Linked DNA regions of Homo sapiens: region 1 is linked to region 2. A link is a contact called in ENCODE Hi-C or POLR2A ChIA-PET data. All regions are on one chromosome and are shown on one strand. The core of a region is the stretch at or near the end of the contact, and the rest is flanking DNA. Distances in the headings are between cores, read along the strand shown.

Region 1 (4,985 bases), core at 2,190-4,689, 1.9 Mb after region 2:
CAAAAAAAAACAAAAAACAAAAAACAAAACAAAACAAACAAACAAAAAAAACACTTTAGGCTGGGCGGAGTGGCCTCACGCCTGTAGTCCCAGCACTTTGGGAGTGTGAGAAATCGGAAAGTTCTTCAAAGATTATAAAAAGTCACAATTTCTTACTATAAGATTGCTATCCACTGTGTGTGTGTGTGTGTGTGTATGTATGTGTGTGTGTGTGTGTGTGTGTGTGTGTGTGTGTGTGTGTATTCCAAATCAGCTGTCCTAGATTGCTCCTGCATGCCTGGACAGAACTAGACAAGCCCCAGCCCACAGTGCATGCCATTCCTTATTTGGTGATGCTTCCTTAATGATCCCTGGGCAACTTCCTTTTCTTTCTTTGTTCTGTTCCCCTTAACCAATTTTAAAAGTTTTAAACTAATAGCCAATCAGGTAAAGTGTAAAATGTGAGGTCCTATTCCAGCCAATGGAAAATGGACACAGCAGTAGGGTAGACACCTCAGATTATAAATAACTCTGTCTCCTTTGTTCGGTGTGCTCTCATGGCTAGACAGCTTTTGAGTAGCAGCACCCTTTCTGCAGAAAGTAAAGCTCTCCTTGCTGAGAGATCATTTGTTCCCGTGTTTTTTTGTTTTTGTTTTGTTTTCTTTTCTTTTCTTTTTGCAACACCAAAAACTTCATTCCCAACAGGGATACTGAGACAGGCAGATCACTTGAAGTCAGGAGTTCGAGACCAGCCTGGCCAACATGGTGAAACCCCAGGCTCTATCAAAAAATACAAAAATTAGTCGGGTGTGGTGGCACGTGTCTGTAGTCCCAGCTACTCGGGAGGCTGAGAAGGGAGGATCTCTTGAACCCAGAGGTGGAGGTTGCAGTGAGCAGAAATGGCACCACTGCGCTCCAGCCTGGGTGTGAGACTCCTTCTCACAAAAAAACATGCAAACAAACAAAACAGCCAAATTTAAAGGAGTTTTTTGTTTGTTTGTTTGTTTTGTTTTTTCTTTCCAAGACAAAGTCTCACTCCGTTGCCCAGGATAGAGTGCAGTGGTGCTATCTCAGCTCACTGCAACCTCCGCCTCCTGGGTTCAAGCGATTCTCTTGCCTCAGCTTCCCAAGTAACTGGGACTACAGACACGCACCACCACGCCCAGCTAATTTTTGTATTTTTAGTAGAGACGGAGTTTCACCATGTTAGCCAGGATGGTCTCGATCTCCTGACCTGTGATCCGCCTGCCTCGGCCTCCCAAAGTGCTAGGATTACAGGCGTGAGCCACCGTGCCCAGCCTAAAGGAGTTTGAGCAATGTATGATTCTCAAATTGGGCAGCCCCTGAATCACAGCAGATTCAGAGAGACCCAGCATATCCACAGAGACCCAGCATATTCACGTGGTGGAAGATTTATGGACAGCAAAATGAAAGTGAGGTACAGAAACAACCAGATTGGTTACAGATCAGCGTTTGTCTCATTTGAACGTGGTTGGAACAGTTGGCTACATTTGATTGGCCAAAATTCAGTGATTGGCACTGGTGTGGTCTACGTTCGATTTACACCTCCACTTGTTACAGTTCACAATGTACAGAAAACCTTTAGGCCGAACTTAAATATGTAAGGAGGCAGCTTTAGATTAAACTTGACTTAACACTAGCTACCACTTCTTACCTACATAACTTTGGGCAAGTTGTTTGGCCTCACTGGACCTCAGTTTACTTATCCAGTGGGGATAACAAGATCAACTTTATAGGGTGAAGGAGTGAAATAACCTGTGTAAAATGTTCCATGCAGTGCCTGGCACACAGGAAACCTCATCAAACATTGGCTATTTATTTTGTTTTGCCTTTAGGTCCTTTAGATATACTTTTTTTTTTTTTTTTTTTGAGACGAGTCTCACTTTGTCGCCCAGGCTGGAGTGTAGTGGCGCAATCTGGGCTCACTGCAAGCTCCGCCTCCCGGGTTCACGCCATTCTCCTGCCTGAGCCTCCCAAGTAGCTGGGACTACAGGCGCCCGCCACCATGCCTGGCTAATTTTTTGTATTTTAATAGAGATGGGGTTTCACCGTGTTAGCCAGGATGGTCTCGATCTCCTGACCTCATGATCCGCCCGCCTCGGCCTCCCAAAGTGTTGGGATTACAGGCGTGAGCCGCGCCCGGCCTTTTTTTGTTTGTTTTTGTTTTGAGACGCTCTGTTGCCTAGGCTGGAGGGCAATGGCGTGGTCTCGGCTCACTGTGATCTCCGCCTCAAGCAATTCTCCTGCCTCAGCCTCCCGAGTAGCTAGGATTACAGGCATGCACCACCACACCCGGGTAATTTTTGTATTTTTAGTAGGGACGGGGTTTCACCATGGCCAGCCTGGTCTCGAACTCCTTACCTCAGGTGATTCTTCCGCCTTGGCCTTCCAACGTGCTGGGATTACAGGCGTGAGCCACCACACCCGGCCTGCCTTTACGTATACTTTTTGAGTGCTTCCCTTTTCACTTTGTTTTTCTTCCATTTCCTTTTCCCCAAGAGAAGAATAAAAGGATTTTTGTAAACTTTTTTTATTTTTATTTTGGGACGGAGTCTTTGGTCTGTCGCCCAGGCTGGAGTGCAATGGCGCGATTTCGGCTCACTGCGACCTCCGCCTCCCAGGTTCAAGCGATTCTCCTGTCCCAGCTTTCCGAGTAGCTGGGATTACAGGCACAGCGCCACCAGGCCCAGCTAATTTTTGTATTTTTAGTAGAGACGGGGTTTTGCCATGTTGGCCAGGCTGGTCTCGAACTCCTGACCTCAGGTGATCCGCCAGCCTCGGCCTCTGAAAGTGCTGGGATTACAGGCGTGAGCCACCGCGCCCGGCCTTTTGTAAACTGTTAAGTCCATTTTTTCTGAGGAAAAGTGACTAATTTTTAAGGGATAAAGCAGTGAAAGTAGGCTGAGGTCACGGGGCACGAAGGGAAGAAAAGGTTGGGAGCGAAAAGAACTCTAGTGGCGGACAGTAGTGGGCAGGACCAGCTGACATCCAAGAGAAGCCCTGACCTGAGAGATCGATCTGGCCTCCGGGAGTGGAGACAGAGGTACCGCCTGGGTGGGAGCCGGAACGGATTCGATTCCAACAGGCTGAGAAAGGAGAATGTCCCCGTAAAGGAGCTAGGCCTGAAATAAGGGGTGTGGCCGTAGCTGGATGGAAGAGTGAGGGAGGAGTAGAAGCGTGGCCTAGACCAGCAGCAAAAGAGGGCGGGCCCAGGGCCGCCCGAGGCGTGGTCCCAGGGCCGGGCTGGGCGAGTCAGAGGCTCGGGAAGGGGCGTGGATCCCCGGAGGCGGTCCCCGGGTTGCAGTGAGGGAAGTGGGCCGGGAGGAGAGATGGGCGGTGAAGAGGCCCGGCCCTGCCAGGGAGGCGGGCGGATCCGTGGCAGTGACCAGAAGGGGCCGGAAGGGGGTGGCCGCCGGCCGGGCCCCGCCCTGGGGCCGCCTCCCCGCGGGTTCCGTTGGCTGTGGCGGCAGCTGACGCTTGTGGCGGCGGTGGCTTCGGGGTGGGCGTAAGATGGCGACAGCAGCGCAGGGACCCCTAAGCTTGCTGTGGGGCTGGCTGTGGAGCGAGCGCTTCTGGCTACCCGAGAACGTGAGCTGGGCTGATCTGGAGGGGCCGGCCGACGGCTACGGTTACCCCCGCGGCCGGCACATCCTCTCGGTGTTCCCGCTGGCGGCGGGCATCTTCTTCGTGAGGCTGCTCTTCGAGCGGTGAGAGCCCGGGAGCGAGCGGCTCGGGGGCCGGGCGCGGGCCGGGGGCGCCCCGCTGTGGGAAGGGCCGAGGGCCGGAAGCAGAACTGCAAGGAAAGCCCGGAAGCAGGGGCTGGGGGAGCTTGGGCCGCGGCGGGTGATGCTAGGCGCGTGGGCGAGGTGGTAGCCTAGATGGAGAAGGAGTTTGGGGCGTGGGCAAGAGAAAGAGTGAGGGTCTAGGGGAATGCTGGGCCCCTTCAATGTTAGATCCGGAGTTGGATTGGGGGGGTCATATAGGCCTCCTCCCAACCTCCAAGGGTCCTACAGATGAGGAAACAGGTTCAGTGTGAGCTCTGGCAGAGGCCCCGAAGAGAGGGATAGGAAGGGGCCAGGAGAACCAGAGCTAGTTGTGACCATGGAAGCCGAGGGGTCAACGCAAGGGCCAGACGTTCCAAGGGAAAGGAATGGACTCATCAGACTCTTAAGATTTGTTAGGACGCTTGAGTTTCCGAGAATTGGGGGGAACAGGATTAGTTTGGCCCTAAGAGTTGGTTTGGTATGTCAACTCATGCACGTTTGTTGGTAGGAGGGTAGAAATCTGGTTGGGATAGGGTGTGGTGGAGCCCTAGGCTTCCAAAGTAATGGAAAGATGTCAGATTAGTTGCAGAACAGGCCTTGGGGCCTGAAATGGAAGGAGGAGTGTGTTCGAAGGGATGGAGGAGAGCCACAGGGCTTTATCAGAGGACAGCTATATTGAGCCAGATTCTTTTTTCTTTTCTTTTTTTTTTTTTTTTTTTTGAGACAGAGTTTCGCTCTTGTTGCCCAGGCTGGCGTGCAATGGCACGATCTCGGCTTACCGCGACCTCCGCCTCCCCTGTTGAAGCGATTCTCCTGCCTCAGCCTCCCGAGTAGCTGGAATTACAGGCACGCGCCACCACGCCCGGCTACTTTTTGTATTTTTAGTAGAGACGGGGTTTCGCCATGTTGGCCAGGCTGGTCTGTAACTCCTGACCTCAAGTGATCCGCCCGCCTCTGCCTCCCAAAGTGCTGGGATTACAGGCGTGAGCCACCGCACCCGGCCTTGAGCCAGCTTCTAAATGAGTTTAGCAGAATTGCAGTATACTTTGTTCAACCACATGATTTCACCTTTAAGTGAATGGATCATATGTTTGTCCAAGATAAAGATATTCACTGAGGCTTTGGTGTGTGATATTATAATGTGAATTTATACCTGTGGGTGATTTTGATCAAGTCTACTCAGACTCCAAGAAAGGAGACATGTTTCTGCCATAGGCCTCA
Region 2 (5,230 bases), core at 2,116-4,615:
AACGCCGGGCCGGAAGGAACAGGGCCGAGCCCCAGCTGCGCTCCCGGGGGCGGCCGGGCTGGGCGGGGTGGGGCCGGGGAAGCCGCTACGTCACTAGCCAGTCCGGAGGGAGCCGCAGCAGGTCCAGCCAGGATTCCATTACCTCACCCGGCGGCGCAGAGCTGCGGCTCGGTCAACACCCCTGCACACCATTGGCTACGGTGCCGCCCCTCCGACCAATAGCACGGGCGCATGCAAATGAACCATTGAGCCGAAGCTTCCTTCGGGTCTGCTGCAGGCGAATAGACGTCATTGGGAGGATGGGGGAAATGAGTTAAGAGGGGTCCCGAAATCTGTAGAGTGCTGGTTTGGGGGCTCGCCATCCCAAATCTGTTCCAGCCTGTCCTGAGGAAAATGGAGTGTAATTAAGGGTGAGCACCCTTAATTCTTGAGCTGTCTTTCCAGATACACCTCGCTGCTTGGAGATTCAGTGAACCTAAGAAAAGGTGCAAAAACTATTTAGGTCAACTTGGAGAGCAGGGGAAGGAAGAAATAAGAAATAAAGAGGTACCGAAAGCTGGAACATACTTCGGAGAAACACCTAGGCCAGCCCTCTCACTGGAAACACAGCACAGCACAGAACAAAACAGACACAGCTCCTGTCCCCGGGCTGACAGCCAAGTAGGAGAGATGAATGTTCAACAATCTTGCACATAAGCAGTAAGTGCCATGGTGTTAGCCAGCGTTCTCCAGAGAAACAGAACCAATAGGATGGATATACAGAGATATAGAAAAAGATTTATTATGAGGCATTAGCTCCCATGATTATGGACGCTGAGAAGTACCCAGGATCTGCCCTCCGCAAGCTGGAGTAGTTCCAGTCCGCGTCTGAAGGTGCAAGAATCAGAGCATGGATGTCTGAAGCAGGGAAAATATGGTGTCCCACCTCAAAGAAGAGCAAATTTGCCCTTCCTCTGCCTTTTTATTCTATTCAGGTCCTTAACAGATTAAATTATGCCTGCCCATAGCGGTGAGGGCGGTCTTCTTTACTCAGTCTACTGATTCAAATACTAATCTCTTCCAGAAACAGCCTCACAAATACACCTAGAAATAACATTTTACCAGCTATTTGAGCATCCCTTAGCCCAGTCAAGTTGACACTTAAAATTAACCATCACGGTGGCTCAAGCCTGTAATCCCAGCACTTTGGGAGGCCGAGGCGGGCGGATCACTTGAGGCCGGGAGTTCCAGACCTGCCTGACCAACATGGTGAAACCCCGTCTCTACTAAAAATACAAAATTAGCTGGGCGTGGTGGCGGGCACCTGTAATCCCAGCTACTCCGGAGGCTGAGGTAGGAGAATTGCTTGAACCCAGGAGACGGAAATTGCAGTGAGCCGAAGGTTGCAGTGAGCTGAGATTGCGTCACTGCGCTCCAGCCTGGGCAACAGAGCGAGACTCCGTCTCAAAAAAAAAAAAAAAAAAATTAACCATCACAACCATAAAGAGAAAATGAAATGGAGGATGTCAGTGAGATATTTAACAGGCAGCTGTAATTTTCGCAAGGGATGGATAAGAGAAAGCTTCTCCAAGGAAGTAGCTTTTTTATTTGTTTGTTTGTTTGTTTTGAGACGGAGTCTCACTCTGTCACCCAGGCTGGAGTGCAGTAGCATGATCTCGGCTCACTGCAACCTCTGCCTCCCAGGTTCAAGCCATTCTCCTACCTCAGCCTCATGAGTAGCTGGGATTACAGGCGCATGCCACCAAACCTGGCTAATTTTTGTATTTTTAGTAGAGATGGGGTTTCACCATGTGGGCCAGGCTGGTCTCACACTCCTGACCTCATGTGATCTGCCCGCCTCGGCCTCCCAAAGTGTTGAGATTACAGGCGTGAGCCACTGTGCCTGGCGGGAAGTAGCTTTTAAACTGAGGGAAGGCTGGGCACCACTGGAGGCTCATGCCTGTAATCTCAGCACTTTGGGAGGCCGAGATGGGAGGATCATTTGAGCTCAGGAGTTTGAGACCAGCCTGGGCAACGTAAGGGAGACTTTGTTTCTACTAAAAGTAATAATAATAATTAAAAAATAGCCTGCTTGGTGTTACGGGACTATGGTCCCAGCTACTTCAGGGCGGAGGTGAGAGAATCACTTGAGCCCAGGAGTCTGAGGCTGTAGCGAGCTGTGACAGCACCACTGCACTCCAGCCTGGGCGACAGAGTGAGACCCTATCTCAAAATAAATAAACTGAGGGGAGTTTGTCGGTGGAGAGTTAGGGGAAAGGGATAAGTTGCAGGGAGAGGAAACAGTAATGAAAGAGTGCCAGCTTGTTAGAGCAGCAGAGTAAGGCAAGTGGCTGGAGGCCAGTGACTAAGGGGGACAGAGCTGGGGATGCGCGAGAGGAGCACTCAGCCCAATCCACAGGCCCTTGTGCCAGACTCTGTGCCGATGACTTTTTTCCTTTGTCTCTTCTTTCAGCAGCCATCTAAGGTGGGCACTATTTTAGTATTGAGGAAACTGAGGCTCTAAAAGGTTAAGTAGGCCAGGTGTGGTGGCTCGCGCCTGTAATCCCAGCACTTTGGGAGGCCAAGGCAGGCGGATCACATGAGGTCAGGAGTTCGAGACCAGACTGGCCAACATAATGAAACCCCGTCTCTACTAAAAATACAAAAATTAGCCCAGCATGGTGGCCTATGCCTGTAATCCCAGCTACTCAGGAGGCTGAGGCAGGAGAACCACTTGAACCTGAGAGGTGGAGGTTGCAGTTAGCGAAGATTGCACCACTACACTCCAACCTGGGCAGCAGAGCAAGACTCCGTCTCAAAAAATAATACAAAATAAAAAATAAATAAAAGGTTAAGTAAACATGTCCAGTGTCACACAGCTGAGAAGTAGCAGAGCATGGATTTGCATCCAGACCAGTGTGGCCTCAAAGTCCTTACACTGAGCTGCTATGTTATTGCTTCCCAGAGAAGTTGAGCTACCCAGAGGTGAAGGGATTTGCCCTTCATTTCATGGCTTGCTGCAGAGCTGGGACCCCCGCCTCAGAGAGTTCTGTAGATACTGTGAAGGGAGACAGGGCCTAAGGAAGGGGAGAGGGACAGGGAGGGCGGAGAAAATGCCCCTGCAGCAGCATTCCCTGAAGACCTTGCCTGTGCCCACACCCTGCCCATGTCTTTGTGCCTTTGTGTGCAAGAGTCCTTCTTGCCCAAGCTGGAACTTAGGGTTTGCTGGGGTAGAAAGATGCAGAAGTTTATAAGTGTCCACTTCTAGGGGTGTGCTGCTGGCCAGCAGCCACCGCCCTGAGGGCTGTAGGAGGGCTGGCCACTGGGGCAGCCCAGATTAGCTGGATTTTGTGTGCTGTGCCTGTTGCTAAGTAACGCTGCTCCTGCTCTCACCAGGGGAGCCAGCTCTGGTTACCGGTGACAACCCTCAAGGGAGAGTGCCTGGAGAGACATGAGGCAGGCGGGAGGGAACTGAAGGAAGCCAAGCCCTTCCCCACACAGGTTTATATGGCAGAGGGGTAGGTATTCCTTAGCTCTCTGGTGTTCTGTCTTGTGTGTGTGTGGTTTTTGTTTTTTGAGACAGGGTCTCATTCTGTTGCCCAGGCTTGAATGCAGTGATGCAACCATAGCTCATTGCAGCCTCAGCCTCCCTGGCTCAAGTGATCCTCCCACTTTTGCCTCCCAAGTAGCTGGGACTACAGGTGTATGCCACCATGCCTGGCTAATTTTTGTATGTTTTGTAGAGACGGGGTTTCACTCTGTTGCCCAGGCTGGTCTCAAACTCCTGAGCTCAAGCAATCCACCCACCTCAGCCTCCCAAAATGTTGGATTACAGGTGTGGGCCACCACACCGGCCGTCTCTGGAGTACATTAGGGGCCTGTTTCCCCTGTGCCTTGGCCATGGGCTCAGAACTGCAGGACCCACAGGCACACAAGGAGGGTGCAAAGTCATGGGCAGGGTCTGGGCACAGGCAGGGTCTTCAGGGAATGCTGCTGCAGGCGTTTGGAGGGGAATTCTGCCCCCACATCTGAGCACCAAGGAGAGAGGTGGAGTGTGTGTGCATGTATGCGTCCCTCCTGTCATTGGACAGGCAATCTGTGGTCAGGCAGATGGGGCAACTCACTCACTTTCCACTGCTCTTTTAGAAAATGTCCCACACTTCTCCAGCTGGGGGCTTCCCACCTGTCAGAAGGTCCTGGAATCAGAGTAAACAGGTCCTAGCTCCCTGGGAGTGCCTATTATGCCTATTCCACTAAAGGATTTGGGGAATACTAGAGAGATAATTTCACTTAAAGCATTAATATTTTTAGGGAGAAGTTGAATTTTGGTCTTTTTGTTTTTGTTTTTGTTTTTGTTTTTTAAAATGGAGTCTCGCTTTGTCACCCAGGCTGGAGTGCAGTGGCACCATCTTGGCTCACTGCAACCTCCGCTTCCCGGGTTCAAGTAATTCTCTGCTTCAGCCTCCCAAGTAGCTGGGATTACAAGCGCCCACCACCACGCCCAGCTAATTTTTGTATTTTTAGTAGAGACGGGGTTTCACCATCTTGGCCAGGCTGGTCTTGAACTCCTGACCTCGTAATCCACCCACCTCGGCCTCCCAAAGTGCTGGGATTACAGGCATGAGCTACCGCGCCTGGCCTGGTCTTTTTGTCTTTTAAGCAGGTATCTTTTTTGTTTTTTTGTTTTGTTTGAGACGGAGTCTTGCTCTGTCACGAGGCTGGAGTGCAGTGGCTCAATCTCAGCTCACTGCAACCTCCGCCTCCTGGGTTCAAGCAAGTCTCCTGCCTCAGCCTCCCAAGTTGCTGGGACTACAGGCATGAGCCACCACGCCCAGCTAATTTTTGTATTTTTAGTAAAGACGGGGTTTCACTATGTTGGCCAGGATGGTCTCGATCACTTGACCTCATGATCTGCCTGCATCAGCCTCCCAAAGTGCTGGGATTACAGGCGTGAGCCACTGCTCCCGGCCCCTTAAGCAGGTATCTTAAAGGCACAGAATTGGCATGGCCATAATCATTCATACTTCTCTCTTCTTTTTTTTTTTTTTTTTTTTTTTTTTTGGAGACAGGGTCTCACTTTGTCACCCAGACTGGAGTGTAGTGGCACAATCTTGGCTCACTGCAGCCTCAACCTCCTGGGCTCAAGCGATCCTCCCATCTCAAACTCCCGAGTAGCTGGGACTAAAGGCACATGCCACCACGCCCGGCTAATTTTTGTATTTTTTGTAGAGACAGGATTTCATCATGTTGC

Evidence for each region. A loop is a pair of places that touch in the nucleus more often than their neighbours do. ChIA-PET counts read pairs that join two places held with the same protein, here RNA polymerase II (POLR2A). Pooled maps may share reads with other maps.
Region 1: a pooled map shows a loop between it and region 2 (1.9-fold over the local background). The contact joins the promoter of CERS5 here to the enhancer-like site in region 2. A Hi-C loop is called at or near these places in 2 of 50 pooled maps. POLR2A ChIA-PET finds 5 or more read pairs at or near these places in 3 of 52 experiments (HEK293T, OCI-LY7 and WTC11).

What each region holds. Positions count from the first base shown.
Region 1 is chr12:50,165,823-50,170,807 of GRCh38, reverse strand. It overlaps CERS5 (ceramide synthase 5), which reads left to right and starts at 3,439. Exons shown (of 10, transcript NM_147190.5): 1 at 3,439-3,707. The coding sequence starts at 3,511. RefSeq lists enhancers at 2,090-2,851, 2,903-3,062, 3,953-4,092 and silencers at 3,163-3,562, 3,663-3,812.
Region 2 is chr12:52,028,013-52,033,242 of GRCh38, reverse strand. It overlaps LOC124902934 (a long non-coding RNA gene), which reads right to left. Exons shown (of 2, transcript XR_007063311.1): 2 at 1-475. It also overlaps a transcript of NR4A1 not described here. Among named protein-coding and RNA genes, the nearest start is that of NR4A1, 21 kb to the left of the region's middle. RefSeq lists a silencer at 1-246. Within about 2 kb of position 3,365, at least 7 of the 41 ENCODE cell types and tissues checked have a DNase peak (open chromatin) inside an H3K27ac peak, as active enhancers do.